Regions from separate parts of the Homo sapiens genome. Here region 1 is linked to region 2. Evidence: read pairs that join two places in POLR2A ChIA-PET (ENCODE). Cell type or tissue: endothelial cell of umbilical vein. All regions are shown on one strand. Links, peaks and the distances in the headings refer to the core of each region. The heading gives the core; the rest is flanking DNA.

Region 1 (7,644 bases), core at 1,435-6,434, 1.5 Mb before region 2:
ACCGCACCTGACTTTTTTTTTTTTTTTTTTTTTTTTTTTTTTTTTGAGATGGGGTCTCACTGTCGCCCAGGCTGGAGTGCAGTGGCGTGATCTCGGCTCACTGAAACCTCCGTCTATCGGGTTCAAGCAATTCTCCTGCCTCAGCCTCCCGAGTAGCTGGGATTACAGGCATCTGTCACCATGCTCAGCTAATTTTGTATTTTTAGTAGAGGTGGGTTTTTGCCATGTTGGCCAGGCTGGTCTCAAACTCCTGACCTCAGGTGATCCACCTGCCTTGGCCTCCCAAAGTGCTGGGATTACAGGCGTGAGCCACCGCGCCTGGCCAATTTTTGTATTTTTAGTACTGGTGGGGTTTCACCATGTTGGCCAGGCTGGTCTCGAACGCCTGACCTCAGGTGATCCACCCGCCTCGGCCTCCCAAAGTGCTGAGATCACAGGTGTGAGCCACTGCACCCGGCCGGGTATAAATATTTCTACAGCAGGCTGGAGAGACTGGAGTTTGCTTTGTTTACAGAAATCTGTTCCACCTCACTCATGAGAATTTCATGATTGTAGACGGTTGCCTGTGCCAACAATTTCAAAATCTAAAACTGGTGGGGTTTTTGCAAGTTTTGCAAAATATTTTGCAAATCCGGATCTGAGTGCCTTTGAGTGGTTTAGGCTGAGAGAGTGGGGGCTGTGGCCTAGGACCCATAGTCACTCCCAGGACATGACTCCCCTGAGTCCTCAAATGGTTCTTTAGAGTGCGGACAGGAGACCAAGATGTTAACCAAAGCAGTGAAAACGCAATGAGAATGTTCTGGCGTCTCTGAGTGTATACCCGACCACTGTGATCAAACAAACTGCTTGGCCTATTAAAAACACACTGAAAGCAACATTTTTGTTTCGCAACATATGAGAGGGCAGGTTGCCAAGTACTTGGTTATAATGTGGAATCCATAAAAATAAATGCTGCCCTTTGTCACTTTCTTCATACTGGATTAACCCTATAGTAACAGAAATGGCACAAAAGAATTACGTACTCAAGTCATTTGCACTTGGAATTCTCCTTCTTTGCAGTGACTTTCTGTAAAAATGACAAACCAGTTTTCAGTTTCAGTTTTCTCTTCTGTATGTAACTGGCCCATAGGTAGAAAGTGTCAGAAACCTTATTGAATTTTTCTACTGAAGAGGTACCTGCTGGAGACAAAAATTAAAGTTAAATTAACTAGAACAGAAAATGCCTAAGGGTTATTTTCTTCCTTTAAAGTGAAATTTGACTTATAATTAAAACACACTTTGTTTTGTAAGAAGAAAGACTTTAGGGGATACTTTTTTTTTTTTCTTCATAGCTGGTTCTTAGCCAAAATCTTCATCACTCGCTCTCCTTTCTTCTCTCCCTCCTCCTTTTTTCTTTTCTTTTCTTTTTTTTTTTTTTGAGACAGAGTCTCGCTCTGTCCCTCAGGATGGAGTGCAGTGGCGCGATCTCGGCTCACTGCAACCTCTGCCTCCTGGGTTCAAGCAATTCTCCTGCTTCAGCCTCCCGAGTAGTTGGGATTACAGGCATGCGCCATCACGCCCGGCTAATTTGTTTTTTTGTATTTTTAGTAGAGATGGGGTTTCACCATAGTGGCCATGCTGGTCCCGAACTCCTGACCTTGTGATCCACCTGCCTCGGCCTCCCGAAGTGCTGGGATTACAGGTGTGCGCCACCATGCCTGGCCTCTCTCTTTCCTTCTTTTTCTCTCTTTCCCTCCCTCCCTCCCTCTACCCCTCCTTCCCTCTACCCCTCCTTCCCTCTCTCTTTTTTTGAGAGGGAGTCTTGCTCTGTCACCCAGGCTGGAGTGCAGTGGTGTGATCTTGGCTCACTGCAACCTTCGCCTCCTGGGTTCAAGCCATTCTCCTGCTTCAGCCTCCCGAGTAGCTGTGACTACAGGCACCCGCCACCACGCTCAGCTAATTTGTGTATTTTTAGTAGAGATGGGGTTTCACCATGTTGGCCAGGCTGGTCTTGAACTCCTGACCTCAGGTGATCGCCTGCCTCGTCCTCCCAAAGTGCTAGGATTGCAGGTGTGAGCCACTGCACCTGACCCTCTTTCTTTCTTTTGTTAGAAGAGTGAAACCCTTACTTATTGAGGTGAAGGAAATTTAGACCATGTAGTCCAGTGTTTCCCTTTGATGGATAAGAAGGGCCAGATTCAGTAGTTAGCCAAAGGTCTCGTGGACCAAGGTCTAAGTCACCTCTAAACCTGGTGCTTTCTGCTTTCCCACAACATCTTAACACCTCTGGAGACCACGCTCACCACGTGAGAATTCATCACCGAACCCTGTGCTTCCTGCTGTCTTTGCTGAATGAAAAGCTCCACTCCGAACCTTCACTGATGTAGAAATAGGAAGTTGGTCTTGTGGAGCCTAAGTGCCATTCGAGTTGCAGTAGGACCTAGGATGAAAATGTCCTCAGACATAATATCCTATTTTAGTACTGATCTCCTGTAGATTAATCACAAATGCCAAACCCTGGCTACCAGGGGGTTTCTGATTTGTTTTGTTTGCTTGTTCGATATTAGTTTCAATTGAAACGTGGGAGCTAAAAGGCAGGAAGAAAATAAGTGGGTATTTAACATTCCCTGTTTTAAAACCGTTGAAGTAGTAAGAGCTAATCTTCTGTAGACTTACTCTATCCAAGCTGAGGTTTGAGAAGCCTGTAATCCCACAGTCCCTGGAAAGGCTATTGTTTTTTTTTTTTTTTTTTTTTTTTTTGGGACGAAGCCTCACTCTGTTGCTCAGGCTGGAGTGCAGTGGCGCGATCTCGGCTCACTGCAACCTCTACCTCCCGGGTTCAAGCAATTCTCCTGCCTCAGCCTCTTGAGTAGCTGGCACTACAGGCACGCACCACCATGCACAGCTAGTTTTTGTATTTTTAATACAGACGGGGTTTCACTGTGTTGGCCAGGATGGTCTTGAACTCCTGACCTCGTGATCCACCCGCCTTGGCCTCCCAAAGTGCTGGGATTACAGGTGTGAACCACCGTGCTCAGCCCATGGAAAGGCTATTTTATTATCCCTGTTTCACAGGCAAAGAAACTGTAGCAGAGAGAGGCCGAGGAGCTTGCCTGGGATCAGACAGGTCAGAGGACACAGTGCAACTCAGGGTTTGTGCTTCCCTTACAGGCAACAGGACTCCAGGAACATCATACGTTAAGTCTCTAGACCTGTCTTCAGAGGGTCGCCTTCTGTCTTCAGGCTGCCTTCTTTCTCTTCTGCGGTTCTGAGGCCTTTGTTTCCTTCCTGCTCTGCTGACTCAGGACCCCAGGAAGCCTGGCTTCCTGTCATGGACTGTTCGAGGAAGGCCTGCGGGGCTGCAGAGTCAGCAGAGGGTGCTCCGTGGGAGAGCCTGCAGAAGCCAGAGAGCCAAGGGCCAAGGCTGAGCCACACAGGCGCCTGTGCGCACACACACATACACACTCATTCACACACACACACACAGTCTCACATACTCTCATGTTCACAAACACAAGCACGTTAGCACATACATGTTCACAAACACACGCAAACACACAGACGTAAACATTCACACACACTCATCCACACACAAATACACGTTCACACATACATGCATTCACACACTCATGCATTCACACACTCATGCACACACACACACACACACACAGAACACATCTGACTAGGAGAGAGAAGGAAAAGTAGGGGATTCAAAAGTGAACTGAGAAGCCAGAAACAGCCACTGGATATGTTTGGGAGGCCAGAAATGCTGCAAACTTCTACTACTTCCTTTTAGAAAGGTTCCTGCTTTCATTAGGAAGGAGAAAAATACAGAGCTGCTTTTTTGTCAAACATATCCACTGAGTTTTAAATTTTTATTTTTTTTTTTTTTTTTGAGACAGAGTCTTGCTCTGTCACCTAGGCTGAAGTGCAGTTGTTTGATCTCAGCTCACTGCAACCTCTGCCTCCTGGGTTGAAGCTATTCTCCTGCCTCAGCCTCCCGAGTAGCTGGGACTACAGGCACGTGCCACCATGCCCAGCTAGTTTTTTGTATTTTTAGTAGAGATGGGTTTCAGTGGTGTTAGTCAGGATGTTCTTGATCTCCTAACCTTGGCCAACCCCGCGTTGGCCTCCCAAAGTGCTGGGGTTACGGGCGTGAACCACCGCGCCCAGCTGAATATTTATTTATTTATTTATTTATTTATTTATTTATTTATTGAGATGGAGTCTCGCTGTCACCCAGGCTGGAGTGCAGTGGTGAGATCTTGGCTCACTGCAACCTCTGCCTCCGGGGTTCAAGCAATTCTCTGCCTCAGCCTCTCGGGTAGCTGGGATTACAGGTGCCCGCCAACACGCCCGGCTAATTTTTGCATTTTTAGTAGAGACAGGGTTTCATCACCTTGGCCAGGCTGGTCTTCAACTCCTGACCTCATGATCCATCTGCCTCGGCCTCCCAAAGTGCTGGGATTACAGGTGTGAGCCACCGTGCCAGTCTGTTTTCTTTTAGCCTTTTCTTATTGTGAAATATAACACACTACAGAAAAGTGTATGAAACAGAGATAGCTCATTGTTTTATCACACAGCAAAGAGCCATGTCACAGAACATCAGGTCAAGACATGTACCATCATGAGCAACTCGAACCCTCACTCATGCTTCCCACCTCCTTTTAGAGGCAACCACAGTCCTAAATTTTATGGCAATTGTCTCCTTGCTAAGCATGTGTCTGTCAATGCTGTAGTTTAATTTTGTTTGCCTTTTGTTTTTTGAGACGGGGTCTTGCTCTGTTGTCCAGGCTGGAGTGCAGTGGTGTGATCTCAGATCATTGCAGCCTCCACCTCCTGGGTTCAAGCAATTCTGCTGTGTCAGCTTCCTGAGTAGCTGGGATTAGCATGGTGTGCGCCACCATGCCTGGCTAATTTTTGTGTAGAGATGGGGTTTTGCCATGTTGGCCACGCTGGGCTTGAACCCCTGGCCTCAAGTGATTGGCCCATCTAGGCCTCCCAAAGTGCTGGGATTACAGGCCTGAGCCACTATTCCTTGCCTGCTGTGGGGTAATTCACAGTATGAATGTAGAAGTTTGCTCATTCCACTGCTGAGGTACATCTGGGTCTGCCCCCAACTTTTGGCTATTATGATTCATACTGCTACAAATACTTATAGAATATTCTAATACAAATACTCATGTCTTTTGAGGTACAAGTTCATATATTTCCTGGAGTGAAATTGCTGGGTTACAGAGGATGTTCAACGTCAGTAGATACTGCCAAACAGTTTTCCAAAGTGGTTATACCAATCCAAACTTGACCCAGCTGTATTTGAGATTCCATTGCCCTACATCCTAACCATCTCTCTGTATTGTCAGCCTTTTTAATTTAAGCCCTTCTGCTGGGTGTGTGCTGCTATCTCATCACGATTTTAATTTGTATTTATTTGCTTATGAGTGAGGTTGAGCAGTTTCAAACACCTTTATCGGTCATTTGGATATCTTTTCTGGTGCATTGCCTGTTAATGGCTTTTATCTGGTTTTCTTTTGGGTTCTTTTTTTTCCTTATTGATATGTAAGAATCCTTTATATATTCTAGATCTCAGTCCTTTGTTATTCATGCTGTAAATATCCTTTTCCACTTGTGACATGACATTGCACTCTTTTAATGTTTTGTAGTGTACACAATTTCTTAATTTTAATGCAGTCAAACTTCTTAATTTTTTTCTTCTTTTTGGTTATTGATTTTTGTGTCCTGTTTAATAATTCTTTCCTACCTTCAGGTCACAAAGATATTTTAATATTATCTCCTAGTTCTGTGGTACCCAATATGGTGGCCATCTGTGACTACTTAAACAGAAATGAATTAAAATGAAACAAAAGCCAGGTGCAGTGGTGCACGCCTGTAATCCCAGCACTTTGGGAGGCCATGGCAGGGGGATGGGGGGGGGGGGGCGGATCACGAGGTCAAGAGATCGAGACCATCCTGGCCAACATGGTGAAACCCCGTCTCTACTAAAAACACAAAAATTAGCTGGGCATGGTGGCGTGTGCTTGTAGTCCCAGCTACTCAGGAGGCTGAGGCAGGAGAATCGCTTGAACCCGGGTGGTGGAGGTCGCAGTGAGCCGAGATTGCGCCACTGCACTCCAGCCTGGCAACAGAGCAAGACTCTGTCTTTAAAAAAAAATTAAAAAATTCCTCAGTTGCCTGTATTAAAGCACAGATCATAGAATACTTTCATTTTCTCTTGATTTGTACTGTTTTAGGAGCTTTATATTTTTTTCTTACATATTTAAATCTACAACCCACCTGGAATTAATTTTTCTTTGTAGAGGTTAGGTGTCTTTCTTCTTTTTTTTGGAGACAAAGTCTCACTCTTTTGCCCCTGGCTGGAGTGCAGGGGAGTGATCTCTGCTTAATGCAACCTCTGCCTCCCGGATTCAAGCAATTCTTGTGCCTCAGCCTCCGCCGTAGCTGGGACCACTGGCATGCACCACCACGCCCAGCTAATTTTTTGTATGTTTAGCAGAGACGGGATTTCACCAAAAATTAGCTGGGCATAGTGGCACACGCCTGTAATCCCAGCTACTTGGGAAGCTGAGGCATGAGAATCACTTGAACCTGGGAGGCGGAGGCTGCAGTGAGCCAAGATCGCACCACTGCATTCCAGCCTGGGCAACACAGTGAAACTGTGTCAAAAAAAAAAAAAAAAAAGCCAGGTACGGTGGCTCACGCCAGTACCAGCACTTTGAGAGGCCGAAGCGGGCGGAACACGACGTCAGGAGATCAAGACCATCCTGGCTAACATGGTGAAACCCCGTCTAGCCGGGCGCGGTGGCTCACGCCTGTAATCCCAGCACTTTGGGAGGCCGAGATGGGCGGATCATGAGGTCAGAAAATCGAGACCATCCTGGCTAACACGGTGAAACCCCATTTCTACTAAAAATACAAAAAATTAGCCGGGCGTGTTGGCGGGCACCTGTAGTCCCAGCTACTTGGGAGGCTGAGGCAGGAGAATGGCGTGAACCCGGGAGGTGGAGCTTGCAGTGAGCTGAGATCGCGCCACTACACTCCAACCTGGGGGACACAGCGAGACTCCTTCTCAAAAAAAAAAAAAAAAAAAAAAAGAGAGAAAAAAAAGAAACCCCATCTCTACTAAAAATACAAAAAATTAGCCAGATGTGTTGGCACGTGCCTGTAGTCCCAGCTACTCGGGAGGCTGAGTCAGGAGAATCGCCTGAACCTGGAAGGCAGAGGTTGCAGGGAGCCAAGATTGTGCCACTGCACCCCAGCCTGGGCGACACAGAGAGATTCCATCTCCATAAAGAAAAAAAAAATAGACTTACCAGGGGCTTAATTTTATTGGGCTTCTCAAAGAATTAACTTTAGCCTATGTTTTCATTTCTTTGTGCTTAATTAGATGTTTTTTCTAATTTCTCAACAAGAGTACTTTGTTTATTCTTATTTCAGTCTCTCTTATTTTCTAATACAGGCATTAAAAATACTTTAATTAAAAACCTTCCATTGAAGTATGGCTTTAGCTGCATCTCATTTTTGAGGATGTAATATTTTTATGAACTATCAGTTTAAAATATTTTCTAATTCCCATTGTGATCTTTTTAAAAAATGTGAGTTATTTACAAGTATATGTATAGTTTCTGAACATGTAGATATTTCCTA
Region 2 (7,644 bases), core at 1,538-6,537:
GGTAAACAAAATGTGGTATATCCATAAAATGAAAGATTACTCAGCTGTAAAAAGTAATGAGTTCCTGATACATACTATGACACAGATAAACCTTGAAAATACTATGTAAATAAAAAAAATCTGGACACAAAAGCACACATATTGTATTATTACATTTATATGAAATGTTCAGAATAGACAAATCCGTAGAAACAGAATGTGGATTAGAGTTTCAGTCGAGGGAAATGGGGAATGATGGCTATTGATTTCCTTTTTGGGTAGTGAAAAAAAAAATCAGAATCAGATTGTGGTGATGGTTGTACAACTTTAAGAATACAGTAAAAACCATTAAAATGTATACTCTTAAAAGGTGTGTTTTGTGGTAAATGAGTTATATCTCAGTTTTTTAAAGAGATGGCTATGGAAGAAAAGGCAGTTAGTAATATTGAAAAAGAGTCTATCAAGAAGCAGAAGAACATGTGAGAAACTGATTTCATGTTCAGAGGACAAGTTTCTTATTCTTAGTTTCCGAGGAATTATGTATGACTCACCTGTAGTTTATATAAATCTCTTAATACATCATCTTGCATTTTTTCTAGATGTACTCTGAGAAATATACCCAAACTTAAAAAATTTTAAACATAAAACAACTATAGAAAAATCCATTTGTGAATGTGACAGTGTGTGGGTGCCAGTGTGTGTGTGAGCAATGGTAGAAGGGTAGAAAGGTAGATGGTGCATAAAGGATTATTACCTTTTGTTTAGTTATTTCCTTTTGTTCAGTTGTTTGACTTGCGTCAATGTGGCTTTCTGTTTCAGAAAGAGGCACAAGGCTGAGATAGCCCCTTTTCACTGCCTTTGCCTCCTCAGAACTGTAGTTGCTTTAGGACTTGCCTAAGGGCAGCAGTGCTCTTTGACTATTGCCACAGTTGTCTCCTCTGCTCTTCTGGATCATTCTCCACAGTGCCAGAGGATTCATCTTCCCAACTGGACTTCTATTCATTTTATTCCCTGCTCACAGACCTCTTCCCCATCCCACTGCATCCAAAATGAAATCCAGTTTCTTGGCCTGTGACCCCTTGATTTGACTAAAACCCTGAATTGTTGACCCTGAAGCCCCAGAATTGAGTGGGAGACAGACATGAGATATAACCAACAATGAGATGTATGTGGGTAAGGTAGAGGATCCGGTGCCAGCTTACATTCCCAGCTCCGTATCCCAGCATTGGAAGCTTCTTTAAGCTGTCAAGAGGAAAGTGTTTCTATTGGTAGATATTCTTGTTAGCCACAGATTTGTTTCAGAATTGGAGGGGAAAGAAAATACACCTTATTCAGGAAATTTTTTGCCTAGAAAATATTTTCTCTTAATTTCACCTCAAAATAAAAGGGAAGTAACACTAGAGAATTAAATACTACATTATCATATACTTAAACCTTTTAAACCAAGTGGAAGGGAACAACTTTTGAGTCTAATTTAGGGTAAAATATGTGTATTATACCTTTGACCAGTCAAGGAAATTCAAACATTTGGTTTCTGCCTCTTTGGCTAGTAAATGAGTTAGTTCATTTTTTGTGTATTTTAATATTCTGAAGGCTTTCGGTCATTAATAAAAATTAAGATTCACTAAAGCACTCCGGAACAAATTCTGGTTCCTAATGCATTTTCATGTAGAATTTTATTTGCTCTTAATTTTTTAGTGGATTGAAAACCATGGTCACATAGTTCATCAGAAAAGCACTTCAAGGATGTCAGTAGCTTTGGATTCTAAAGCAATTAACTATAACCTTTCTAAACAAGAGACAGTAAAAATTCTCGGATTTTTCCAAATTCTGTTCTGCGATTATAGTACTGGAGATCAGTGCTTGTGACAAATAACAGGTATTAAGCATGTCATCAGGCTGGTTTAGAATGCAAGCAAGGTGATGTGCAAATCTAAATGAAATTGAATAATGAGTAGAACATAGGAGAGTAGGGAGATATCCCTAGAACCTAGGTCTACTATAACTTTAGTCCGTGAGTCAGTCTTTTAAAATAACCACACAGGGGTACTCACAACATTGAATTTTTGTACAAAAATGGGGAACCAGATTATGATGCATGGTGGATCTTACTGATGACTTCAGAAAAGGTGCTTGAGTATTCTTAGAAGCCAGCCAGCCAGCTAGCCTTTCCCCAGTATACACTAATTCAGATAAAGAATATTTCACTCAGATACATATGAGAAGATAATAGGTTTCAAATTTTTGAAGTTATAAATATATAATGTGTTTTTTTTATGACTAAATACCTGGAGAGGAGATCAGGAGGTAACTCTCCATTGATCAGGGTCATAGGCTGACAATTCCTAAAGCTCTAAGGAGTGTAGAGGGCTGGGGGCATTTTCTTGAGAACCATAGTGATGGAAAACCAGTGGGATTCCAGAAGGGACCTTGAAGCTCTGCAAACTCAGCTAGACCATATGACTGAGGCCCACACTCATATACCACCCAGTCATCTCCAGGGGGCGCTATGCAAGTAAGATGCCAGCATCTCCCACCAGTTTCCACTTTAGCCAGTAGCATCAGAGACCCTCGCATGCGTGTGCAGCCTCCCCCACTACTAGAACCACAATGATACTCTACATGAAGGGTCCCTCCACTGATTTATCAGGGTCAAGAACAAGATTAAATATGATTGTCAGGCAAAAGAAGATTTTCACAAGTGGATAGAAGAGGTGACTAGCATAAGCACTGAACCAGCTTTCAACTGGGCTTAAAAAATGACTTAATCCTCTTCAAACTTAACCAGATTCAATGAAGAAAGTCAATGAGCCTTCCTTGAACTGCCGTGTCTTCCTTTCTAAACTATTCAGGTGTGTGGTATGAAGCTACTGGACATTTTTATAATCAAGTGATATTTTGAAACTGGAAACATGACTCATGTCTGTCAGCATGACATTGGAGTCAAGGTCATACAGGAAAAGCAAGACATTTTGATGAAGGAAAATCATAAGCTGAATTTGCAGATAGGATAAACAAACATGCTAGTGAGGTAGGTATGACAGCCTAAGAGATCAGCAGGTATCTTTATCCTCCCAAATGGTAAACAAACTGTTTAAGTACTCAAGAATAAGCTAGCAAACAGGCAGTAACAAATGAGCCAGGGTTAGATGCTGGTACTGGGTACTAGAAGATGCATCTATGTCCAGAAGCTACCATTGTAATCAGTGGACATCTCAACAATCCCTTTGCAGATGAATATCAACAAGTTGTGTCCGGGCTTGGGTGGTGAGTGTATGACTCCAGATGTTATGCTGCTCCAGCAGAACCAGTCACTCTTGTGGAAGCCAAGGAATGGGAACAGAAGAATATGAAATCTGTGGTACTGATCATCAGTCTTAATATCCAAATGAATATCATGGTACATACCATGATGGCTATCAAAGATGGGTTTTGTTGTTGTTGTTGTTGTTGTTGTTGTTGTTTTTGAGACAGAGTCTTACTCCATCACTCAGGCTGGTGTGCAGTGGCACAATCACAGCTTACTCCATCCTCGACTTCCCCAGGCTCAGGTGTTCCTCCTACCTCAGGCTCCCAAGCAGCTGGAACTACAGGTGTGCACCACCAAGCCCAGCTAATTTTTTTTCTTGTCTTTTTTTTTTTTTTTTTTTTTGTAGAGATGGGGTTTTACCATATTGCCAAGGCTGCTCTTGAACTCCTGGACTCAATCAGTCCACCCACCTCAGCTTCCCAAAGTGCTGGGATTACAGGCGTGAGCCACCATGCCCAACCCAAGATATTATTAATATAATGAATGACCAAGGCACCAATATTAAAGACACATACATTTTTACAATATTCGACTTTAACTGATATTTTCAAACTGTATGAGGTGTTTGAGGCATTTTTGTTTTTGTTTTGCTTTTAGAGTCAGGGTCAATCAGAGCTCACTGCAGCCTTGAATTCCTCAGCTCAAGGGATCTTCCCGCTTCAGTGAGGTTTTTTAAAAAATAGAGTTTAGTATCTGATTTCTACGTAGAAGAAATTTAAATGTTTATATTGCTTAAGTATTGTTTGCTAATTTTTAAAGTAATGATCAATGAGTACAAAAGAAAAATACCCTCATATACAGAGTTGATGTATTATCCTACCTGCAACAGATGAGCCCCAGGCCATTCTCTCAGTTCATTCGGCAGGCTGCAGTGGTTGATTTTGCACAAAGAACTGTGCTAATCTTATAAGGGTTTCAGAGAAGGTTCCTGTGTTCTGAGGAATCGTAGTCTAATAAAGGAAGACAAACATATCTACATAACTGCTACAGACAAACTGTTACAGAAGCCATCATTAGAGGTACACAGGGCTCATGTAATCAAGGGGAAAGCAGAATTCATCATTCTCAGTGGTGGAATCTGAGAAAGCTTGGGAGAGATGTAACTTTAACTGGTTCTTCTAGGATGGGCTGGAACAAGTGGCAAAGGCTTTCTAACTGTTGGGAGCACTCGAGGAAGAATATAGAGGCCCAGAAAACATTCAAAGGGCAGACCCCGTGTGGCCAGGGCAAACTCTACCTGAAATGGGTAAATGAGAGCTAATTACCGAAGTGTGAACAGTGTTAAATGCCTTACTCAGGGGGTTGGGCCTTATTTTTTGTGGATTAGGCACCATTGAAGATTTTTTAGTGGAATAAAATGGTAAGTTTTATTTTTTATTATTTATTTATTTATTTATTTCGAGACAGAGCCTCACTCTGTCGCCTAGGCTGGAGTGCAGTGGCGTGATCTCAGCTCACTGCAACCTCTGCCTCCTGGGTTCAAGCGATTCTTATGCCTCAGCCTCCTGAGTAGCTGGGATTACAGGTGCGCACCACCATGCCCAGCTAATTTTTGTACTTTTGGTAGGGAAGAGGTTTTGCCATGTTGGCCAGGCTGGTCTTGAACTCCTGACCTCAAGTGATCCTCCTGCCTCAGCCTCCTGAACTGCTGGAATTACAGGCATGAGCCACTGTGCCCAGCCAAAATGGTGAGTTTTAGAGAAATAATTCTAGTATAGTACTTGTAAGAAACCAGGGGTAGTCTAGAATTTTGGAGTCTGAATTCCTGCTTTATAGCTTACTGTTCTTTGACAAGTTGCTTAAACTCACTGAGCCTCAGGTTACATAATTGTAAAATGGGGTAATACCTCTCCTGTAGAATTGTAATTGGTGAAGTAATTATGCAAAGCCTTGGCACCTAGTAAGAATTCATTAAATAGTAGCTACCCCTTTAATCATAATAACCAATTTTTAAGAATCTCAGTGGTTTAGACAGTTAGTAGTGTGATCATGAGCTGGTGTTTCAGAGTGAGACTGGCTGACCTGGCTTCAAATCCTACCTCCCACTATTATGAGCTCTGTGACTAGGACAGCTTACCAAGTGACAGTGTTGCCATCTATAAAATAAGGATGACAATCCCAGCCTCATAGGTTTTGTGTTGATCAAATGAGAGAGTATATATTAAAGGGCTTTATATGCCTAGCACTTAGTTTATTCGTTCTTTCAACACGTTTGTTGAATACCTGCCTTGTGTCAGATACTGTTCCATGTACTTGGAATATATCAATGAACAAAACAGATCACAGTCCCCACCCTTGTGGATCTCACATTCTAAGTGACCACTGTTATTGTTGAAAGGGAACACTGGTTGAAAGACTATTGCAGTTGTCTTGGGAAGTGACACAGGTTTTGGACTAAGGCAGTGGTGGTGGAAGGGGAGACGGTAGAAGCCGCAGGTGCGATTCCTGACTGGGTGTGGGTGGAAAGGAAAGGGAGACTTGAGGAGGGTGTCCAAGGTTGTCATGCCGTCCATCAACCTACAGAGGGAGCATAGAGGAAAGGTACATTCGAAGGAGAAAATGATGGAGTTCACATGTTTAATGCCATCAGGATACCCATTTGGAGCTTTCTAGTAGGCAATGGGAAATATTTTTCTGAAATTAGAGAAGTTGAGAGTTTCGCCAGGGGGAGTTTCCTGTAGGTAATTGGTGACCCTCAGTAAACCAATTTCAGTAAAGTGGTGGGATGTGGAGAAATTAGAGAGTAGAAATTGTAGGCACAGACTAACCTTTAAATGCATTATAGAGGGAAGGAAAGGAAAGAAGGAGAAAGCAGCTTGAGAAGTAGCTTATTCTGTCTTCAGATTTGGCAAAGGAAATGAGCCAGTGGAAGGAGAAAGATTGAAGCTATGAAACAGATCATTTGTCTATTCTTTTAATGAATATTTATCCTTTTTCTATGGTTTGCGAAATATTTTGTCATGGGGATGCGTACAAAGATGAAAATGATTATTAAGAATATGGCCTTAAGTGAGTTTACCCTACAACAGAAGACTATACATGCCAATACAGCTTTTTATTACTCCCCATCGGAGTGTAACTTCTATGACAACAGAAATTTTGCCCGTTTTGTTCACTGCTGTATCCCCAGTGCCTGGAAGACTACCTAGAATATAGCAGGCATTCCATAAATGTTGAATAGACAGAAGTTTCAGTGGAAAGAGAATATCTGAATTATTCAAGAAAACTATCATTCTTTTTGTTTCATCAGGAATAGTTCTTTTCCATAATCACTGCTTCGTAGCTATGGAGAGTAGAATGGGGGCACTCACAGAGAAATAAGATATAGGTCAAACTGAAGGAATAAGAGAAAGGTAATGAAGTTAGGATTATTGTACAACAAAGATTATCCTTTCCAGAAGAACTTTTCCAGGAATACACAAATGCTATTTTTCTGTAGAACAATTATTGGAGCAGAAGAATATATTAACAAACCTAGAGGGTACAGATTTATCTCAATTTTAGATCCAGTTTTCATAAATGATGGACTAAGTAAGGCTGAGAAATAAAGGAAAATGTGTCTATGTTCAAAGTATTAGCAAAGCAGATTTAGGTAAGTTTGCCACCTGTTGCCTCAAGGGCAGAGAGAGAGAGAATATGTGAGATAAAGTGTGAGTTCTTGTAGGAATTAGAGGAAGACATTTTTAGTTTTTATTTTTTGTTTATTTTTTCCAACTTTTAAGTTCAGGGGTACATGCGCAGGATGTGTAGGTTTGTTACATAGGTAAACATGTGCCATGGTAGTTTGCTGCACAGATCATCCCATCACCTGGGTATTAAGCCCAGCATCCATTAGCTGTTCTTCCTGATGCTCTCCCTTCTCCCACTCCCCACCTTCCAACAGGCCCCATTGTGTGTTGTTCTCCCTCATGGGTCCATGTGTTCTCATCATTCAGCTCCCACTTATAAGTGAGAACATGCGGTATTTGGTTTTCTGAATAAATGAATGGGTAAATAAACTGTACTACCCAAACAATGGAATATTATTCAGTGCTAAAAAGAAATGAGCTATCTTCACCCTCCACTCTCTTACTCTGGGTTATTATTTCATATTTCATGCATCCCTCTGTTACTCCGTTATTGGTCTATATGTTTATTGTGTGTGCCCCCTCCCTCGCCCCCCACCAGTGCAGGGTAAGCTTTCTGTAGACAGGAGCTTCGATTTGGACATGGCTACATCCTCAGTGCCCACTAGGCGTCCAGCTAAAAAGAGGTGTTCAATCGTGTATTTTCTTGATTACTAAAAATGAATTAACAGTACCTTCTAGATTACTAAGGAAGTTATATAATCTTTGGTATAGGCAATTTCCTCCATG

Evidence for each region. Peaks named below come from ENCODE experiments on the same cell type or tissue, not always from the same donor. Only the 100,000 strongest peaks of a DNase experiment are listed, where the experiment ranks them.
Region 1: POLR2A ChIA-PET joins it to region 2 with 6 read pairs; 2 of 35 experiments call an interaction of 5 or more read pairs at or near these places.

The regions. Positions count from the first base shown.
Region 1 is chr17:67,253,693-67,261,336 of GRCh38, reverse strand. HELZ-AS1 (HELZ antisense RNA 1) reads right to left here. Exons shown (of 4, transcript NR_136398.1): 2 at 2,283-2,419; 3 at 1,023-1,179. Among named protein-coding and RNA genes, the nearest start is that of HELZ, 12 kb to the right of the region's middle. In endothelial cell of umbilical vein, for the core only: no CTCF peak of the experiment used is centred there; a DNase peak (open chromatin) is centred at 3,316; H3K27ac peaks cover 398 bases.
Region 2 is chr17:65,792,857-65,800,500 of GRCh38, reverse strand. The region is part of intron 21 of CEP112 (centrosomal protein 112); the gene reads left to right. It also overlaps the pseudogene LOC100419102. Among named protein-coding and RNA genes, the nearest start is that of AXIN2, 240 kb to the right of the region's middle. In endothelial cell of umbilical vein, for the core only: CTCF peaks have their summits at 2,506 (motif pointing right) and 5,817; no DNase peak of the experiment used is centred there.